Regions from separate parts of the Homo sapiens genome. Here regions 1, 2, 3 and 4 are each linked to region 5. The links are chromatin contacts, found by Hi-C or POLR2A ChIA-PET in ENCODE. All regions are on one chromosome and are shown on one strand. Each heading gives the region's core, a stretch centred on a gene start or an enhancer-like site at or near the end of the contact. The rest is flanking DNA. Distances are from core to core; before and after follow the strand shown. Region 1 holds the start of TBCB (tubulin folding cofactor B). Region 2 holds the start of LINC00665 (long intergenic non-protein coding RNA 665). Region 3 holds the start of CAPNS1 (calpain small subunit 1). Region 4 holds the start of ZNF573 (zinc finger protein 573). Region 5 holds the start of ZNF568 (zinc finger protein 568).

Region 1 (2,700 bases), core at 77-2,576, 800 kb before region 5:
TCACTTTACCTCCCCAGTACCAGCTGAACGCTCACTTTTGGCACGGGTGGTCCTCGGTCCGCGGCAACGTGGGGTCCTGGGACACGTCGGCGATAATCTGGGTCAGTTCGCTGCAGGGACGCGGGGGTGCAAAATTACGCTCAGACCCAGCCTCCAGAGCCAACACCCCCGCCCCCAGCTCAGGGCCCGCCACTCACTCCACTTCGTGCGTGATCTTGTTGACATAGATGCAGCTGTTGTCGGCCTCCTGCTGGTAATCACAGTTCCGGCACTACGAGAGGGCGAGTGTGGGGGAAAGGGGGTCACGGAAGGATTCCAGACAAGATTGGGAGGAGAGGGCAGGGTGATCCCGGAGGATATGACGACAGGACTCTCTTTGGGGATGGGCAGGACATGAGAGTCAGGATCACTTGAGGTGCAGCGGAGGGCGAACAGGGAGTCCGATCACAGAGGCAGGGGGCAGGGCGGGGCCACGCTGGGAACAGGTGGACCTGCCGGGGAAGACCCCGGCGCTCACCGCGTAGAGCAGAATGCGGTTCTCCTTGTCTTCCTTGGGGTACAGCATGTTGTTACTGTGGGGAGGGGGAGGTGCCAGGGGTTAGTTCTGGAGCCATTCCTCGCCCGCCTTCTAACATCACCCGCTCCCTCCGCCTCACCATTCCTGGCAGAAGCGAATACCCACGAAGCCCGGCTCGTAAGTCCCGTCGGGCTCCATGGCGACGCGCAGCCCGCGCAGCCCTCCCAGCCTTCCGCGCTTGCTCCGCCGCGCTACAGGTCGCGGGAGGGGCCAGGCCTAGGTGCTTCGCCAAAAGAGGGCGGAGCTGCGCACACGTGCTGGCTCCCCGCCGCCTCGGGCTCGGCTCTCTCCGCGCAGAGGTTTCATGGCTTGCTTCAATCTTTTGATATCTTAGAGTAATTGCTTCCAATTTTTGGGCATCGCCGCCTCAGTTTACAGAATAGTATGGATCTGGTGCCAGAGCCGGGAAAACGATGCGCATCGTAAACCGCAAAACACTGAGCATCCAGGACAGAAGCCAAGGCGCTTGGCTTGGTTGAAGGCCAGTGCGCATGCGCGAGTTTACCCTTCGCGGACTGGGCGAGCTCTTGCCACTCCTACCTCCGGGCTTCAGTCTTCGCCGCCTGTTCTGGTCCTTTCCCGGGCCGCTATTGGAAGAACCGTGAACTATGGAAGGCCCCTCTGGATTGGCTGGGCTGGCCCAAGAGTAAGGAGAGCCCTCTTCCTGGCGGTGGGGAAGGGACGGCGGCGATTGGCGGACGCTCCTGGCAGGAGAGCGCGGATTGGTCAGGCACGGAGCAGGAGGCGGGGCTGATAGCCCAGCAGCAGCAGCGGCGGCGGCGGCTGCGGAGCGGGTGTGAGGCGGCTGGACCGCGCTGCAGGCATCCGCAGGGCGCGGCAAGATGGAGGTGACGGGGGTGTCGGCACCCACGGTGACCGTTTTCATCAGCAGCTCCCTCAACACCTTCCGCTCCGAGAAGCGATACAGCCGCAGCCTCACCATCGCTGAGTTCAAGGTGTGGCCATGGGGGCGGGGTCCGGAGGGGCGGGGCGAAGAAATTGGGGGGTTCCCGGAAGGGGGAGGCTGGGAGGGGCCGGGGAGTGACTGGGCGGGCCCGGAGGTGATCCCAGGCTGCGGAGGCTGGGGACCCGGTCGCGGCGGGGCGGGTCCGGAGAGAACTCGAGAGTGCAGAGATGAGGGCCGGGTCCAGCGAAAAATCCGACGGTCCAGAGGGCGGGGGCAAGAGGCGAGGGGCTGGATTGCGGCCCCGTGCGTCCTGACTGGGGGGTCTTTTGGAGGAAAAGGGACGTGGCGATGGTCATTGATGCAAGGGGCGGGGCCTCCGTGGCCTCCTTCTTCTCACCCTGCCTCCTCCTCACAGTGTAAACTGGAGTTGCTGGTGGGCAGCCCTGCTTCCTGCATGGAACTGGAGCTGTATGGAGTTGACGACAAGTTCTACAGCAAGCTGGATCAAGAGGATGCGCTCCTGGGCTCCTACCCTGTAGATGACGGCTGCCGCATCCACGTGAGGACTCTCTATCTGGGACACTCCCCCACCCCACCTTTCATTTGGTTATTCAACAGACACTTGCTGGGCTTTGCCCTCAGTCATACCCGAGATAGGTCCTGCCTTCGTGGAGCCTCCAGTGCAGCCTGACGAGAGACAGACCCATCATTAGACAGGGACAGCCTAGAGTGGTCTGGGCTGGGATCAGGAAATCCCAGGGGACTGGAGCCACCAAGAAGAGGTGCCTGACTCCACCTGGGAGAATCAGAGAGGGCTTCCTGGAGGAAGGGATGTCTGAGCTGAGGGATGAGGAAAGGGTGACTTAAGAGAAAGAGGTGGAAAGGAGGGAGCAGGGTGTACAGAGGCCTAGAATGTGAGGTAGGTCACAGTGAGCGACCAGGCTGGACAGCTTGGGAGAAACCAGAACACAGGATCTCTTTGTGCATCCACTCAGTACATCCTTTCTGTCTTTTTTTGAGACAGAGTCTCACTCTGTCACCCAACCTGGAATGGAGTGCAGTGGCACTATCGGGCTCACTGCAGCCTTCACCTCCTGGGTTCAAGTGATCCTTGTGCCCCAGCCTCCCGAGTAGCTGGGATTACAGGTGCCCACCCAGCTAATTTTTGTATTTTTAGTAGAGATGGGTTTTTGCCATGTTGGCCAGGCTGGTCTGG
Region 2 (2,700 bases), core at 120-2,619, 580 kb before region 5:
TTGGGGACCTGGAAATTTTTTTTTCAGGTGGCACTCCCCCCTACAAGCTGGCTGTCCTTCCGGGGGAGCACACAGCGGGCCCGGCTCTCGCCCGGTGACGTTTCTCCCGGTGACGTTTCTCGCTGGGGCCTCCAAATGTCGTACCTGAGCGAGTTAGAGAAAACGCCACACTTTGAGACAAATTAAAAGTCCATTTATTTAGCTGGCCGCCAAGAGATGGCTAATGCTCAAAATTCTCTCCGCTCTGAAGAAGGGGCTAGATCTTCTTTTATACTTTGGTTTAGAAAGGGGAGGGGAGGTCTAGTTAAAACAATTTTACAGAAATAAAGTAAGCAAAAAAGTTAAAAGGATAAATGGTTACAGGAAAGTTAATAGTTCCAGGTGCAGGGGCTTTAAGATTATTACAAGGTGATAGACGCGGGGCTTTTGGGCATAATCAATCGGATGAATTCCTCGGAACTGCGGATATAGCTTGCCACAGTATCTTAACAGTTAATTGCATTCTTGGATGTGCTGGGAGTCAGCTTGCACAAGTTAAGTCCTTGAGGAAGGGGCTGCCAGTGAAAGAGCCAAGATGGAGTCCATCTGGCGCTCTTAGCTAAGGGAGAGTCAATTCAGGTGGAAACAAGGCTAGGTGATTTAAGGAAAGGGAGAGTCTAAAAACAGGGTTAGTAAAAACCAGGTTGGGCATTACACTACTAAGATATCAAAACCAGGAACTTACTTCCTTTAAAACAATTCCAAACTAACTCGCTGTGCCTTACACAGAAATTTCCCCCAAGAAATATGGTTTTATAAAGCCTGAGAAGTTGTTGCTATTAGGACAAACACCAAAACTAAAAATTGGTTTAATTAGCAACAACAAAATTCCATTTTAACTGGCTGTCCTTATCAGAGACAGTCCACTAAATAATACAACTGGCAAAAAGTGAGATTTTGTAAAGGTTGGGGTGCTTTATTATAAACATAACATAAACCAGGAATGTATTTTAATAAACCTCAACCTGCGGGTCACTCCCTCCCAGGCGTGCAACAAAACACCTGCCTAGAAATCAAAAGGCGTTTTACCCGAGTGGGCTGAAAAAGCCCCGTTTTTACCTTTAATCTGGAGACAATACGGGTCAGAGGTCAGGAAACTACATCAGCGCCAGTGCGAGCGCCCACGAGTCCGGTGGACGGATGAGAAACGGCCGGGGGGCAGCCTGAGTCCCAGTTCCCGCCGTGGCAATGGCCAATTTCCCACCCGTGGACGCAAAAGGCCAGGACTCCACGCTGCTGACCCTCCAGCGTCCCATGTCCGGCAGGCACGTGGCCGAATAGCCCAAGACTGAGGACTCACACTTCCCACTTTGCACCTGGAGGCCACCTGCAGACCAACCTTGCGCCAGGCTTCCGGAAATGGGAGGGCGGGCTTCCGGAAACGGCGGCCAATGGGAAACGTGATCAGATGTTACTAGGCAGACAGTCCGTTTCCAGGCAACACAGAAGAAAGGAACGCGCTCAGTCAGCCTCAAATAGACGGAGATTTCAGCCAATGGATGTGCAGGTTCCCTCCACATTAGCCAATAAGAAGTGCTTGGGGCCTACCTGCCTACAAGCACAGCAAAAGCTTTCCTGCGCATTTTTGCGCTGGAATGGCTACCTGCCGCGCCAAATCAAAATTTACAATCACCCTTGGTGCTGTTTCCTGCACTTTCTTGGAGATTTGCACCAGGCGCTGGAGACCCTCCCACCTGGCCCATGCCTGCCACCCGGTGAACACCAAGACCCAACCTTCTGCACCACCAGTCTTGTTGTCAGCGAACAGGCTAGTAAATTATTGAAGGGGTGGCCTGCCCCTCCACACCTGTGGGTATTTCTCGTCAGGTGGAACGAGAGACTGAGAAAAGAAAGAGACACAGAGACAAAGTATAGAGAAAGAAAAGTGAGCCCAAGGGACCGGCGCTCAGCACACGGAGGACCTACAGGGACACTGGTCTCTGAGTTCCCTCAGTATTTATTGATCATTATCTCTACCATCTCGGAGAGGGGGATGTGGCAGGCCAATAGGGTAATAGTGGGGAGAGGGTCAGCAGGAAAACGTGAACAAAGGTCTCTGTGTCATAAATAAGTTTAAGGAAAGGTGCTGTGCCTTGATGTGCACTTATACAAACATCTCGGTGCATTAAAGAGCAGTATTGCCGCCAGCGTGTCTCACCTCCAGCCCTAAGGATGTTTTCTCCTATCTCAGTAAGTAGAACATACAATCGGGTTTTACACCAAGACATTCTATTGCCCAGGGACGAGCAGGAGACAGATGCCTTCCTCTTACCTCAACTGCAAAGAGGCCTTCCTCTTTTACTAATCCTCCTCAGCACAGACCCTTTTCGGGTGTCGGGCTGGGGGATGTCGGGCTGGGGGACAGTCAGGTCTTACCCTTCCCATGAGGCCATATCTCAGGCTATCACATGGGGAGAAATCTTGGACAATACCTGGCTTTCCTAGACAGAGGTCCCTGCGGCCTTCCGCAGTGTATTGTGTCCCTGGGTACTTGAGATTAGAGAATGGTGATGACTTTTAACAAGCATATTATCTTCAAGCACTTTTTTAACAAAGCATAGCCCTAAATCCATTGAACCTTGAGTCAACACAGCACATGTCTCTGTGAGCACAGGGTTGGGGCTAGGGTTACAGATTAACAGCATCTCAAGGCAGAAGAAT
Region 3 (2,700 bases), core at 128-2,627, 780 kb before region 5:
TTTACAGATGAGAAAATCGCTGCTCAGGAATATCAAGCCACTCTTTTGGGGTTGTGCAGTTATTACAGGGCACAGCCAGGATTCAACTCAAGCCTAGCCAGCCTGCAGGGTAGGGGATAAGAGCCAGCCAGCCTGCCTGGGGGCCAGATTTAGCTCCCCCCGATGAGTCCTGAAAAAGTACTGGACTCCCGTGGCTCATGCCTGTAATCCTAGCACTTTGGCAGGCCGAGGCAGGTGGATCACCTAAGATCAGGAGTTTGAGACCAGCCTGGCCAACATGGTGAAACCCCGTCTCTACTAAAAATACAAAAATTAGCTGGGTGTGGTGGTGCATGCCTGTAATCCCAGCTACTCGGGAGGCTGAGGCAGGAGAATCGCTTGAACCTGGGAGGCAGAGACTGCAGTGAGCTGAGATGGCGCCACTGCACCCCAGCCTGGGCAACAGAGCAAGACGCTGTCTCAAAACAAAAAAAAAAAAAAAGAAAAGAAAAGAAAAGAAACCAGGCTATGTAAAAATATTATTGTAAAAAATTAAATTAAATCAAAAAAAGGCCGGTAGCCCATACCTGTAATCCCAGTACCTCACAGTACTTTGGGAGGCTGAGGCAGGAGGACGGCTTGAGGCCCGGAGTTCAAGAGCAGCCTGGGCAACATAGCGAGACCTCCGTCTCTATTATGTAAAAACAATAATATTTTTTAAGTAAATAAAGAAACCAGGCCGTGGCCAAAGGAATCTTCCTGTGTCTGGGGCCTTCTTTAGAGGCTAGCATACTGAGGACACTCTTTGGGCCAGTCCAGGAAGGAATGATTCTGGTGGCCCCTGACTGGGGCGGGGGCGTGGTAAGGTTCGCCTGGGAGGCGGCGCAGGCGCTGCCTGCGGTTTGACTGCCATCCGGGCTGCTGCAGGCACTGGGAAAGGCAATCCAGCCTCAATCCTCGCCACAGACACGGGCGACTGTCCCCCAGCGTGTGAGTCAAACCATACTCCAGGCCTCCAGGAGGTGTTTGTCGCGACAACACCTGCAGAGGGCCCGTGCGGAGTCCCTTAGTGAGCGGACCGAAAACCGCCACCCTGGAAGGATATTGGCATGCCCTAGGGTGAAAATTCACACTACGACACTCGGGGGGTGGGTCCCCTCCGAGTTCTCGTCCGCGGGTGCCTCCACCCAGACCTGAGGGGTGTCGGGAAGACCCCCGCCTACCGAGTCAGGGCGGGATTAAGACCTCCGGCGCTGGAAACGCGTAGGGCGGGGCCCAGACCTGGATCCAGCTAGCCGGGCGGTGTGGGGTGCGCATGCGCAATGTCCGCTTCGGCTCTAGGACCGCGCGGGCGACAGCAGGGCCGCGGTGCAGTGTCCGACCCGAGAGTTGCGGCCTGAGTCACCGGCCCCGCCCTCCGGAGCCGGACGCTGCGGGAGGCCCGGGAGCGGCAGTGGAACCGACTCCCAGAACTCCGGACGTGTGCGGCGGTAAGCGCCCGGCCCGTACCCCCTCCGCACCCCGCAACTCCGACTTTGGCGGCCCCCAGACCCGGCGAAACCGTGAAGTCTCGGCCTCAGGAGCCCCCCAGATCCATGGTCTCAGATTCGAACCCTCAGACCTGTTCGATCTCCTTTTATGCCGTCCCGGGGACCCTTCTCCACCCTCTGTCTCATGATCCAAAATACAGGCCCATAGGTTTCAGAGATACCCTGTGAATTCTTCCTTGGGGTGTCCTGAACCGCGATCGTAGATCTGTGCCCCCAGTTCCAGCGGGGAACCCCATTGTCCGGGAACCCAGAGCTCACAGCCACGATCTTAGACCCGAGCCCACAGAGCCAGAGGTGACACTGGAATCCTGCCGCTGGGAATACCTAAATTCTCAAGCCCACATTTGGGATTTCCTAAACCCCGCCCTGGGGCCCTTTAGGCCGTGGATGTTTGCTCCGCGCCCATGACCTGCCAAGGACCTCTACATTCAGGCTGGGCTCTGGATCTCACATTCTAGCGCCCAGACATGTCGGGAACGCCTTACGCCAACTTGGGGTCCCCACCAAGAGAACCCCCACCAGATCTGCACCCTCCCCTTCACGCGTGCACCCAGTCCAGGCTCCCTCAAGCCCCACGGGTGCCTTTTAGACCTGAGGAGGTTGCAAACCTGATCCCCCATACCTGCCCCACCCATCCGCGGACAACCCGCCCTCGCAAACTCAGACCCCCACCCGGAGGCTTCAGATTCCTCCCAGGTCCAGCTGCCGGAAATGCGTGTTTGAAGGGAGGGTGTGGGCTCAGGGGCGAAGCACCCACTGGTCCCCTTTTTTCCCCCCAGCAGTGAGTCGCAGCCATGTTCCTGGTTAACTCGTTCTTGAAGGGCGGCGGCGGCGGCGGCGGGGGAGGCGGGGGCCTGGGTGGGGGCCTGGGAAATGTGCTTGGAGGCCTGATCAGCGGGGCCGGGGGCGGCGGCGGCGGCGGCGGCGGCGGCGGCGGTGGTGGAGGCGGCGGTGGCGGTGGAACGGCCATGCGCATCCTAGGCGGAGTCATCAGCGCCATCAGGTAAGGCGGAGACTATCAGAGGGGCGGGGCCTGGGAATGGGAGGAGCCTCAGTGAGGCGTGGTCTGGGAGGGGCGTGGTCTAAAAATAGAATAGGATTAACCTGGAGGCTAACCTGGGTACATGAATTAGGCCGGGGAGGCCTGGTTTGAGAGTTCTGCTGTAAGGGG
Region 4 (2,700 bases), core at 173-2,672, 860 kb after region 5:
TGGTAAATTGGGAGAAAATGTCATTTAGCATATAAAATAGTCTGAAGATGAAGTAAAATAATCCACATAAGGCTGGGTGCGGTGGCTCACGCCTGTAATCCCAGCACTTTGGGAGGCCGAGGCGGGTGGATCATGAGGTCAGGAGTTCGAGACCAGCCTGGCCAAGATGGTGGGATTACAAGCATGCACCATCACGCCAGACTAATTTTTGTATTTTTAGTAGTGATGGGGTTTCGTCATGTTGGCCAGGCTGGTCTCGAACTCCTGACCTCAAGTGATCCGTCCGCCTTGGCCTCCTAAAATGGTGCGATTACAGGCGTGAGCCACCACACCCGGCCAAATATGAGAACGTTAATGAGATTCAGCTCAATGGCTCCCAACATCTACTGGAAAGAAAGCAGATTGGTATTAGGACATTCAGACACATTTCAGATGAAGTAAAACATACTCTAAAACCAGTAACCTTAGGAAAGAAAAAAGCCAACTAGCCTAAACATTGAGTTTTAGATGTGAAAGAATTTTTTTCCTCCTCATTAGAGTCCTTTTGAGGAATAGCAGGACCAGGGAGGGAGAAAAAAATCATGAGTTATCAGGCCTTTCCTTGAAGCACGGAATGCCTCCTTACACAATACCCTCCACGCCTTCCCTGTTCACACACTTTAACACATGGAGGTAGGAGAGAGGCTGGAATCTGGGTATGAGTTCACAGCAGGTTCCTGGGGTCAGAGCTCTGGGAAAGACGAGGTTCTGAGACAGGTAGCTCGCTCTCAGAGCTCACAAAGAAATAACCTCCCAGGCGTTTCCAATCTCACAGCAAGTCAATGCCTTCTTGCTGGAAAACTTGATGTAGAGTTCAGTATCCAACTTCCCTCTTGCAGACATTTTTTGTGTGTGTCAGCCGCAAGCAGCTGTGAGGAGGGAGGAGAGAAGCAGCAGCCGGGAACCTACAGCCAAGACTCAAAGTGACACCGCAGTGCCACCGCAATCAACGTACATGAAAAGGACAAGCACCTCATATCCCCGTCACGCAAGCACAGCCACTCACTCACCTGTCACAGCCTCACAACCGCACCCACCGTCAAGGAGGCACATCCCAGCCTCTCACACGCAGTTTCTCTGTCACACACTCTCAAACATTCCCCATCTGACATATACAACATTCTCTCACGTGCGCACTCAAATACCCTCCTCTGCTGTTCATGCACCCACGGGCCTGAGATTCCGATAACAACTGGCCGTCCACACTAGAGGCTTCCACGGTTAAAGGGCTTCCTCCACCACCCCGGCTGGTTTAGGTTGGGCTCCAACGTAACTTGATTGCCCAGAGCCCTCCCTGCGAGTACTCTGTGCCTGTTATATACTGAAATGAGTTCAACCCACCTTGCAAAAGAACCACGCGAAAACGGAAGGGAAGCCATAGATTGGGTGTTCCCGTTGCCCTCTGGGAAATGTAGTTTAAGCCTAAAGCTCCATGACCGCGGTGGCTTGTGGGAAAAGTGGCTCGGAACCCCAAATCCCGGTTAGATTGCAGGCACCGCCGGACGCTGGCTCCCGGAGGTTTTAGTTTTCCCTCTACCAGGAGTGTGAAGACACAGAGACTTATTGCGCTGGCGAAGATGGCTGAGGCGAAGGCGTGTCCGACTTGTCCTCGGAGTTCTGAGGGTTTCAGTGACCCCAGAAGGCTGAGAAGTGGAATCCGAACTCGAGGCTGCCCGAAGCCTCGGGCTGTTTGAGTGTAGAGCCGGTAGGGGAGGGCTTTCAAAGTGTGGCCGCGAGGGCGAGCGTGGGGGATCGGTTATGAGCTCCCGAGGGCGGGGACTCTGCTCTGTGTCCCCTGAGGAAGTCCAGTCTTGTTATAAGGTATGAGAAAAGTAACTTTTTAAAAATGGACAAATAATAATTGTATGTTTTATATACTGATAGGGTACAATATGCTGTTTTGATCTATGTTTACAATGCGAAATGATTAAATCAAGCTAATTAAATCCATCACCTCACTTTTTTGTGGTGAAAACATTTAAAATCTACTTTTAGCAATTTTGAAACATGCAACACATTATTTATGTAGTTGCTATTCTATGCAATCGATTAACAAAGTTTATTTCTCCTGACTAACTGAAATTTTGTACTGTTTTAATTAACATCTCCCTTTTCCCCATTTTTCAGTCTCTGGTAAACACCATTCTTTGCCTCTTAAGAGTTAGACTTTTTTAGATTCCACAAATACCACTTATGTGGTATTTGGTATTTATCTTTCTGTTACTGGCTTCTCTCACTTAGCATAATGTCCTCCTGGTTTATCCATGTTGTCACAGATGACAGAATTTTCCTTGTTTTATTTTTATTTTTTATTTATTTTTTAAAAATCTATTTACTTATTATTATTTTTTGAAACGGAGTTTCGCTCTTGTCACCCAGGCTGGAGTGCAGTGGCACAGTCTCAGCTCACTGCAACCTCTGCCTCCCCTGTTCAAGCGATTCTTGTGTCTCAGCCTCCCAAGTAGCTGGGATTATAGGCATGCGCCACCACGTCGGCTAATTTTTGTATTTTTAGCAGTGACAGGGTTTCACCATGTTGATCTGGCTGGTCTCGAACTCCTGACCTCAGGTGATCCACCCACCTTGGCCTCACAAAATGCTGCATTTACAGGCGCGAGCCACTGTGCCCGGCCGATTTTCCTCTTCTTAAAAAGTGAATAG
Region 5 (2,700 bases), core at 112-2,611:
TACTGCTTGTAGAAGTTCATCATGCATTCTTTCCTCCTCTTCTGGGTGACACCTGGAGAAAGGTAAAATTGGGAGAGGGAAGAGTAACTGTGAGACACCAGGTTTTTCTTGGTACCCAGATTAGTCAAGTAAGAGTTCTTCCCCAGCCCCATTACCCACCACACATGAGGAATGGAGATCAGAGGAGAATGGGGCATTCTGTCCAATTCCAGTGGCTCAGGGGAAAGGTTGTGTTCACTGCTGTCCAGGGTTGGAATCTGACCAGACCTCAGAGAGGTTTCCTAGAGACAGAGTTCTGGAGTCACAATCGCATAGTTGACAGGACCCCATACTCATACACAGAATGCCACATACATTTAGGGACAGTCACACTTAAGGCGACATGCACGTCTCACCTGCCCACAAGGAGCCACACACGGCAACACAGTTACAATCACATACACACCATAGGAAACACACAATTACAGCTGCACAATCGTAGGCACCCCACACTGTCGCAGAGTCACAATCACACATCACCACGGGAACACACAGCCACAACCCCCACAGTGACAGGTATCCCATATCCGCACATAAGCCGCAGTGTTATTATCTCCCAGACAATTTCACAACCTCCCCTCTTTTTTTGGGGGGGTGGGGTGGGGTGGGGACAGAGTCTTGCCCTGTCGCCAGGCTGGAGTGCAGTGGTGCGATCTCGGCTCACTGCAACCTCCGCCTCCCGGGTTCAAGTGATTCTCCTGCCTCAGCCTGCGAGTAGCTGGGATTACAGGCGCGCGCCACCATGCCTAGCTAATTTTTGTATTTTTAGTAGAGATGGGGTTTCACCATGTTGGCCAGGATGGTCTCGATCTCTTGACCTCGTGATCCTCCTGCCTCGGCCTCCCAAACACAACCTCCACCTTTCAGGCCGCTCCGCCCGCAGGGGCCCAAGGCGCCAGCTCCCCATCGGTCTTCGGTATCCTCACCTAAGCCCTTTCCAGTCATCCCGGATGGGAACTTGCAGACCTGAGCCAGTTCTCCTGGGGACCAAAATATCTCACCTCCCAGATCTAAGGGTCCCGCCAGGAGTGACGAAACGTTCGAATTCCTGCGAGAAAAGTGGCAGGCCACCAGGCCCTCTGGGAAATGTAGTCCAGAGCGGGACCCACGCCGATTCCTGTCAGCTCCTCGCCTGGGCCCACCCGAAACGGCTGCTCCCTCAACTCTCAACATCCAGCCGAGCCTCGGAGTTGCGGGTCGCCGTAGCGCTGCGCAATGGAGATGAGCCTCCCGGGGAACCCGGCCCAAGCCTCACCCTCACACAGGAAAGCAGATGTGTTCTGGCCGGAAGTTGAGTGGGGCCGCGGGGCCTGCTGGGAGGTGTTGTCCTCGGAAACGTCGCTGGCGCGGAGGGATGGTTCGGCGCTTTAGGCGTCTGTCACAGACCTATCTGCGGGTCGCCTTCACCCAGCATCTCAGAAACTGCGCGCGGGATGAACATTCGGGTGTTTCCGGCAGGTGACGCTGCCGAGTCCCCGCAGCAGGGGGCGAGCAAGGGACTCGCGGTTGACGGGACACGGATCCTCTAAGGCCCAGAGTGTCCCGAGTAGCGGCAGTGGGGAGTGCTCAGGGTACGCTAATGGTGAGTGGTTGCAGTTGATGGGACAAAAAACTGTGATGGGAGTTAGTGTGGGTGTGTGGTTGTGTGTGTGAGTGTGACGGCACGAATAATCTGATGGGGTGATTGTGATATTTGGTTGCGCGGGATTATGATGAAATGTGTGATATGTGTGTGATTATGATTAAGGCTGTAGCGAGTGTGAACGTGGCGAAGTGTGCGTGATTGTAATATGTCTAGTAGTTCTTGTCTTGAGCTGGCTTTTCTGTAGCATTTGGCACAGTTGGTAACGGCTTGAAAAACACTTATTTGTTTTCTACTGATCCTCCCTCCTTGTTGGCCACTCCTCTGTAGTCTTCTTTGCTGTCTTTTTTACCCTAGTAGCCCTTGGCCCTTTGTAATTTTCCACTATTCCTTGGCGAACTTTTCAGGTTCATTATTATCTTATGACTTGCTGCTTTTATGTATGTTAGTTAGCTATTGCCATGATAATAATTATGTCTAAAAACCACCCCTGAACTCAATGCCATACAACAGCAAGTCCTTACTCTCCTGTTCACAGGCTTGCGCATTGACTGTGTTCAGCTGATCTAGGTGGGGCTTGGCTGAGTGGATAGGCTGCGTGACGAGTTAAGATCTGCGCCGCATGTGTTCTTTCAGGGTCTCAGGCCAAAAGGACATTTGTTGCCAGGGCATGCTCTGCTCCTGATGGGTCACCAGAGCGCAAGAGAGATTGCCTCAACCAGAGCAAGTCACATGGCTAAGCCTAAAATCAATTATGCCCACAGTTGGAGAGCAAAGTTACCTCGCAAAGAGTATGAATAATAATCTATTAGAGGGTGTGAGGAATTGGACTAAAATTCCAGTCTACCACCTTAAGAAACATACCTCTTTATCCTGGTGAATGCCTTTTAGTCCGGGTTCTCTTTTGTCTGATAATATTGCTTTTCAAGTTTTATTGTATTTCTTAAGAATTTCATTTTCTAACCCCCTTGTGTCTTTATGTTTCAGATCTGTGTCTTGTAAAGAGCATATTGCTGGGCTTACATCCGTTTATCTTGTTTGACTGTTATTTTAATAGGTGAGTATAGTTCAGTGGCATT

What was found. A loop is a pair of places that touch in the nucleus more often than their neighbours do. ChIA-PET counts read pairs that join two places held with the same protein, here RNA polymerase II (POLR2A). Pooled maps may share reads with other maps.
Region 1: a pooled map shows a loop between it and region 5 (32-fold over the local background). The contact joins the promoter of TBCB here to the promoter of ZNF568 in region 5. A Hi-C loop is called at or near these places in 3 of 168 maps with a recorded cell type or tissue (CD8-positive, alpha-beta T cell, ascending aorta and heart right ventricle), 6 of 37 single-sample maps with no recorded cell type and 14 of 50 pooled maps. POLR2A ChIA-PET finds 5 or more read pairs at or near these places in 1 of 52 experiments (A673).
Region 2: a loop to region 5 is called in a pooled map, with 8 times the contacts of the local background. The contact joins the promoter of LINC00665 here to the promoter of ZNF568 in region 5. A Hi-C loop is called at or near these places in 4 of 50 pooled maps.
Region 3: a map with no recorded cell type shows a loop between it and region 5 (16-fold over the local background). The contact joins the promoter of CAPNS1 here to the promoter of ZNF568 in region 5. A Hi-C loop is called at or near these places in 2 of 37 single-sample maps with no recorded cell type and 6 of 50 pooled maps. POLR2A ChIA-PET finds 5 or more read pairs at or near these places in 1 of 52 experiments (WTC11).
Region 4: a map of CD8-positive, alpha-beta T cell shows a loop between it and region 5 (19-fold over the local background). The contact joins the promoter of ZNF573 here to the promoter of ZNF568 in region 5. A Hi-C loop is called at or near these places in 2 of 168 maps with a recorded cell type or tissue (CD8-positive, alpha-beta T cell and naive thymus-derived CD4-positive, alpha-beta T cell), 4 of 37 single-sample maps with no recorded cell type and 15 of 50 pooled maps. POLR2A ChIA-PET finds 5 or more read pairs at or near these places in 2 of 52 experiments (H1 and Panc1).

What each region holds. Positions count from the first base shown.
Region 1 is chr19:36,114,142-36,116,841 of GRCh38, forward strand. It overlaps TBCB (tubulin folding cofactor B), which reads left to right and starts at 1,327. Exons shown (of 6, transcript NM_001281.3): 1 at 1,327-1,533; 2 at 1,900-2,043. The coding sequence starts at 1,420. It overlaps POLR2I (RNA polymerase II subunit I), which reads right to left and starts at 734. Exons shown (of 6, transcript NM_006233.5): 1 at 657-734; 2 at 518-572; 3 at 198-271; 4 at 36-110. The coding sequence starts at 715. RefSeq lists enhancers at 1-229, 248-377, 1,968-2,057 and a silencer at 1,568-1,657.
Region 2 is chr19:36,330,349-36,333,048 of GRCh38, forward strand. It overlaps LINC00665 (long intergenic non-protein coding RNA 665), which reads right to left and starts at 1,370. Exons shown (of 6, transcript NR_038279.1): 1 at 1,099-1,370; 2 at 1-144.
Region 3 is chr19:36,138,689-36,141,388 of GRCh38, forward strand. CAPNS1 (calpain small subunit 1) reads left to right here and starts at 1,378. Exons shown (of 11, transcript NM_001749.4): 1 at 1,378-1,469; 2 at 2,309-2,532. The coding sequence starts at 2,324. LOC105372385 (a long non-coding RNA gene) reads right to left here and starts at 1,294. Exons shown (of 3, transcript XR_935954.3): 1 at 1,203-1,294. RefSeq lists enhancers at 1,645-1,694, 1,785-1,844.
Region 4 is chr19:37,778,164-37,780,863 of GRCh38, forward strand. ZNF573 (zinc finger protein 573) reads right to left here and starts at 1,423. Exons shown (of 5, transcript NM_001172690.2): 1 at 1,381-1,423. RefSeq lists enhancers at 911-1,574, 1,366-1,660, 1,367-1,716, 1,575-2,237.
Region 5 is chr19:36,914,971-36,917,670 of GRCh38, forward strand. It overlaps ZNF568 (zinc finger protein 568), which reads left to right and starts at 1,362. Exons shown (of 7, transcript NM_198539.4): 1 at 1,362-1,621; 2 at 2,609-2,678. ZNF829 (zinc finger protein 829) reads right to left here and starts at 1,321. Exons shown (of 6, transcript NM_001037232.4): 1 at 1,041-1,321; 2 at 160-281; 3 at 1-52. The coding sequence starts at 197. RefSeq lists enhancers at 957-1,006, 1,067-1,446.